Linked DNA regions of Mus musculus: region 1 is linked to region 2. Evidence: chromatin loops called from intact Hi-C (ENCODE). Cell type or tissue: gastrocnemius. All regions are shown on one strand. Each heading gives the region's core, and the rest is flanking DNA. Links, peaks and the distances in the headings are about the cores only. Region 1 has its middle 3.8 kb from the start of Gm24008. Region 2 overlaps Cand2 (cullin-associated and neddylation-dissociated 2 (putative)).

Region 1 (2,913 bases), core at 123-2,622, 76 kb before region 2:
GGTTCTTCAATTCTTTTTCTTCTTAAATTTTAAAAGGTTTTGAGTTTTGTATGGACTTGTGAGTATGTTCATGTGTGTGCACAGTTTTTGTTGTTGTTGTTGTTTGTTTTTTTTGTTTTTTCGAGACAGGGTTTTTCTGTGTAGCCCCAGGTGTTCTGGAACTCACTCTGTAGACCAGGCTGGCCTCGAACTCAGAAATCTGCCTGCCTCTGCCTCCCAAGTGCTGGGATTACAGGCGTGCGCCACCACGCCCGGCTGTGTGTGTGCACAGTTATGCACAGCAGTCTGAAGTCAGTCTCTTTATGTCAGGGACAGAGTCTCTTACTAAGACGAGGGGCTGACTGGTTACCCAGCTGGACGGTAGGCACCTGTTTTCTCCCCACCCCCGAGGGCTGGTACTACATATCACACTTTGCTTTCTATGTGGGTGCTGGGATCAAATCTGGGGCCTCATGGTTATCTGGCAAGCATCTTACTGAATGGACTATCTCTTCAGACTCTAAAGTTTGTTTGTTTTGTTTTATCATTTTTATAATTTTGGCATTTTGAAATAGGATCTTGCTATAGAGCCCAGGTTAGCCTCAAGCTAGTGACTTTCCCGGCTCAGCCTCCTGAGTGCTGACTATAGGTCTATTCCTACAACTAGCCTATTGTGAACATTTCTGTTGTGAATGCAGGTGTCCAAATAGTTCTTTTTTTTTTAAAGATTTATTTATTTATTATATGTAAGTACACTGTAGCTGTCTTCAGACACACCAGAAGAGGGCGTCAGATCTCATTACGGATGGTTGTGAGCCACCATGTGGTTGCTGGGATTTAAACTCCAGACCTTTGGAAGAGCAGTCGGGTGCTCTTACCCGCTGAGCCATCTCACCAGCCCCAAATAGTTCTTAAAATATCTTTTGCATATATTCCCAGAAGTGAAGCTTCTGGGTCATGTGGTAATCCTATCTTAAATTCTTATTTTATTTCTTTTTAGATTTTAATAAAAGATTTAAAGAAATAATTTTATTTCTTTTTAGATTTGTTTTCTGTGTATGAGTGCTTTGTCTGAATGTTTGTCTGTGTACCACATGTGTGCCTCATCTATCCTTGGAGGTTACATGTGTGCAGTGCTGGAAGAAGCCAGCAGATGGCAGCAGATCACCTGGAACTGGAGTTACCAATGTCTGTCAGCAACCTTATGAGTGAGTGCAGGGAACTGAACCCAGGTCCTGTGCACGAATAACAAGTGCTCTTAACTGTTGGGTCATCTCTCCAACCCTATTTCATTTTTAAAGTTTTTTTTTTCATTCTGATTTATGTGACAGTGTTCATGCAGACCAGAAGTCACTGAAGATACGACAGCTGTGAGCTACCATATTGGTGATGGGAACTACCTTAGTTACTTCTCTATTCCTGTGATAAGACGCCATGCCCAAGACAATTTACAAAAGAAAGCATTTAGTTTGAGCTTACAGTTTCAGAGGATTAGAGTCCATGATGGTGGGGCAAAGGCATAGTGGCAGGAGCTACCTGAGAGCTGTGTCCAAGTAGGAGGCAGAGAAATGCACAGTGGGAAAGGTGCCTGGCTTTTGAAACCTCAAGCCTGCCCCCAGTGACACACCTCCTCCCCCCCAGGCCACACCTTCTCATCCTTTACAAAACACTAAACACAAGAGCTTACAGGGGCCACTGTCATTCAAATTGCCACCACGGAGCTGAACCCAGCTCCACTGCAAAAGCAGCCCCTTCCTTAACTACTGAGCCATCTTTCCTAAGCCTCAATTATTTTTATAGTCTTACTCTGGTCTCACCTTCTGTGTGGTTTTTAACTTTTTAACTTAGATTGCAAAGAAATAGGTTCCAGCATCTTTTTTGTTTTTTTCTCCTAAAGAAAAAAAAGAAAAGAAAATCTCACTAAGTAGCCATTTCCAGTTTAGAACGCCCTATGTAGACCAGACTAGCCACCAGCTTGCAATGACCCTCCTGCCTTTGCTTCCTGAACACTGGAGTTACAGACACATGATGACATGTGTGGTCTCCTGGGGTGTTCTCTAGCTTGCCATGGTTGCCCTTGATATAAAGTCTATAGCCGAGTCAGCAGGAAAGCACAGGGCCAGGCTTACATCCCGGAGGTTGATCCCCCTCCATCTCAGCACTCAAGACACAGAGGCAGGTGAATCTCTGTGAGTTCCAGGCCAGCCTGGTCACCAGAGTGAGTTCCTGGTCAGGCAGGGGGCTGTACCACCCCAGTTATCTTTTTGGCATAGGATCTCATTCACCTAGACTGTTCTTGAACTCCCTATGTAGCTGAGGCTGGCCTTAAACTCCTGAACCTCCTGCCTCCAGTTCCAGAATGCTAGGATTACCAGCACGCAAAGCCATGCTCAGTTTGTGGGGTGCTTGGGATAAATCCAGAGCTGTGTGAACTTGAGGCAAGTGCTCTAACCAAACCAGGCCTCTAGCATTCACACACACACACACACACACACACACACACACACACACATTTGGTATTTTTTACAAGAATGTTTGCTACCCTCACCGGTGTAGAAGATGTCTGAATTTTCTGCAAGCCACTATACGTACATTCTCGGTTTATACTCTATGCAATTGGATAAGCACTCACCCCATCTAGATGGATTCAATGGAATCTCCAGATGTGTTCTCATGCTCAAGAAACCTAAAGGAACTGTAAGGCTATACAGCTCAGCTAGTAACAAGCTCACCTACCAGGCACGAGGCATAGGGTTCAAGGCACTCAGTACAGTAGTACAGTAGCACATACCTATGATCCCAGCATTCAGGAGGTGAAGGCAGGAGGATCAGGAGTTCAACATTAGTCTTGGCTGCATAGAGAGTTTGAGGCCAGCATGGGCTACATAAGAGCCTGTATTTAAAGAAAAAAAAATCCTTAAAAAAAAAAGAGGA
Region 2 (2,913 bases), core at 119-2,618:
TAGCTTCCCCACACAGTCTATGCAGATCCCAGTAGGGAGCAGGGCCTGCCTCCTATGGTTGATTGATTGGCTAGCTACTCCTGCTACTACAGAGCAACTGCTAACACAGAGTGCAAGGTCTTCTGGAAAGTTGTAATATTGGGAACAGCCTGGCACACTCAGGGTCCTGGTGGAGACCTGTTGAATGAAAGAACTCTGTATGTGTGTGAGTGTGTGTGTGTGTGGTGTTTCTGGAAAGTTGTAATATTGGAAATAGCATGGCACACTCAGGGTCCTGGTGGAGACCTGTTGAATGAAAGAACTCTGTGTGTGTGTGTGTGTGTGTGTGTGTGGTGTTTATGTGTTGTGTATCTGTGGAGGCCAGAAGTTGACTTCAGTGGTCTTCCTTGATCTCTCTCTGCCTTCTTTCTTCTCCTTCCCCCTTCCCAGACATGGTTTCTCTGTGTAACCCTGGCTGTCTGGGAACTCTAGAACTGACATCTGACTGCCTCTGCCTATTAAAGGTGTGCCCCACTATTGCTAAACTGGGTGACCATGAGCTGCAGGGATCTGCCTGTGTCTAACACCCACCAACTTCCACATCCAGCTCTTGTGTGGGATCTGAACTTGGGTTTGTACAGCAAGTACTTCACCACTGAACCATCTCCCTAGTCCCTGATTGGAGTTTTAAGATTTACTCAAAGGACCAAGAATTTCAGTCTTTAGGCAAGACTCAGAATAGTGGTTTTGTTACCCTTTTTTAAAAACAAACAAACAAACAAACAAACAAACTGTTCTCCAGGTTAGCATCAAATTCCTGAACTTAAGTGAGTCCTTCCTCCTGTCTTGCTTTCCATGTAGCTTGTGTCTTGAGGCACATATTGTTATTTTTTCATTTTCTTTGTGTGTATGTAGGGGATATTGGGGGGGGGGGGGGCGGGGACGACAAAACACAGACACTCTGGTAGCCCAGCCTGGCCTTAAACTCAGTATACAGCCAAAGGTGACATGAATTTCTGGCCCTGATGCCCTTGCCCCCAAGTGTTGGGAATACCAGCTGTGTAGTACAGCAGATTGGTGGATGCTGGATCAGGTCCCCTCTTCCCTACTCAGATGTGGATATCTAACTCAGGACTTTGTGCGTGCCAGGTGAAATACTCTACCAACTGAGCCACATACCCAGCCCCAAAGTTGTGATCTTCAAATAGCAGCACAGTAGTAGAAAAAAAATGAAATCTGATTATGCATCAGATTGAAATTAGGCCTTTATTTGAAACCTATGTTTAAGGCGGGCGTGGTGGCGCACGCCTTTAATCCCAGCACTCGGGAGGCAGAGGCAGGCGGATTTCTGAGTTCGAGGCCAGCTTGGTCTACAGAGTGAGTTCCAGGACAGCCAGAGCTAAAAGAGAAACCCTGTCTCGAAAAACAAAAAAAACAACAAAAAAAAAGAAACCTGTTTAGAATGGGTAACAGAGACTCAGTAAGGACACTGTCTCCCTCTGCAGGTCAAGGCTGGTTCTGTGAAGCAGGAGCTGGAGAAGCAGGAGGAGCTGAAGCGCTCAGCAATGCGGGCAGTGGCCGCCCTGCTGACCAACCCTGAGGTGCGCAAGAGCCCCACTGTAGCTGACTTTTCCGCCCAGATCCGATCCAACCCAGAACTCACCACCCTCTTCGAGAGCATCCAAAAGGACACAGCCTCCGGCCCCAGCACGGACTCTATGGAACTCAGCTAGCTGCCCCCAACACAAGTCTCCCTTCTTATCCCAATAGGCCTTGGCCTCTTCTGTCCTTCCCTGTCAGCCTCAGTGCCTTTGCTAGGGCCCCCTGCTCACAGCCCCAGTGCCAAAGCCGGGCCCACCAACTCAGGACGTTCATTCACGAGCGTCATGTCCCACCACCTTTACACTGCACCCCTCCACTCACTTAGGAGCCAGAATTGGCCTATGCCCAAGACCAGAAGGCAAGCAGGGGGTTGACTTCCTACTTCACTTACTCTGAAGTCCAAATGTCAGTTAGCACCCTGAACCTAGCCATGGGTAGGGTATGTAGAGCCCATACAAGAGAACCAATTTATACTTAGTGCCTCATTAGTTAGCAGAGTGAGAACTGTTTACAGGGAAGATAGTGTGGCTCATTGGCCAGGTGTAGGTCCACTGTCTCAAACATCCCTAATCCCATCACCCAGGAGTGTAACAGTCGGCTTGTGCTCTTCCCGACTTTGTAGTTAGTACTGAAAATTTAAGTATAAATGACAGGTTTTGATTTTTAAGACATTGTTTCTCTTTGTAGCCACATATGGCCCAGACTCAAATCCACCTGCCTGGAATTAAAGCCAGCTGAGGCCAGTTATCTGAGTTAATAACATATACAAAGCTCTCCTCACAGGATTCTTATCCATATTGATTCAGTCCTGGAAATAACAAGGCCGATGGCATAGACCTGTTATCCTAATTCCTTAGGAGGCTGAGGCTGGACCACACACTCAGGTCGTAGTGAACAAATTTAAGATCTACCTAAAAGCAACAGGGCAGGATAGCTCAGTACCACGCCCTCCTGGTAGCAACAACTTTCTAACCTGTCCTAAAGGACCCTATGCCTTCGGGCAGACATATATACAGGCAAAACACCAAAGTTTAAAATAGCTCAGTTGTAGAGCACTCTCCAACACTACAGCAAGATGATAAAACCTCATTTCTACAATGAGAACAAAAGCTTAGTAATAAAAAGGCTGGGATGTCTTTCTCTCCAGTCATTTAAGTGTCACCCGTGACAGTCAACCCTTCTGAACTCCATTACTGTTTCAAAAGAACAGCGAGCCAGAGATTGGCCTAGATACAGATGGCACTGCCCTTGTAGTGTCCCACGTGGCAGAAGTATTTATCAGTCTCATGAAGTTCTAATATCCTCCAAAGACAGGATTGTCAATCCTGACTG

Evidence for each region. A loop is a pair of places that touch in the nucleus more often than their neighbours do. Peaks named below come from ENCODE experiments on the same cell type or tissue, not always from the same donor. Only the 100,000 strongest peaks of a DNase experiment are listed, where the experiment ranks them.
Region 1: it touches region 2 in a loop (2.0-fold over the local background); 10 of 42 quality-filtered maps call a loop at or near these places.

The regions. Positions count from the first base shown.
Region 1 is chr6:115,726,176-115,729,088 of GRCm38, forward strand. No RefSeq gene overlaps it. Among named protein-coding and RNA genes, the nearest start is that of Gm24008, 3.8 kb to the left of the region's middle. In gastrocnemius, for the core only: a CTCF peak has its summit at 1,124 (motif pointing right); a DNase peak (open chromatin) is centred at 1,130.
Region 2 is chr6:115,802,153-115,805,065 of GRCm38, forward strand. Cand2 (cullin-associated and neddylation-dissociated 2 (putative)) reads left to right here. Exons shown (of 15, transcript NM_025958.2): 15 at 1,485-2,913. The coding sequence ends at 1,712. Among named protein-coding and RNA genes, the nearest start is that of Snora7a, 4.5 kb to the right of the region's middle. In gastrocnemius, for the core only: a CTCF peak has its summit at 1,484 (motif pointing left); a DNase peak (open chromatin) is centred at 1,513; H3K27ac peaks cover 438 bases.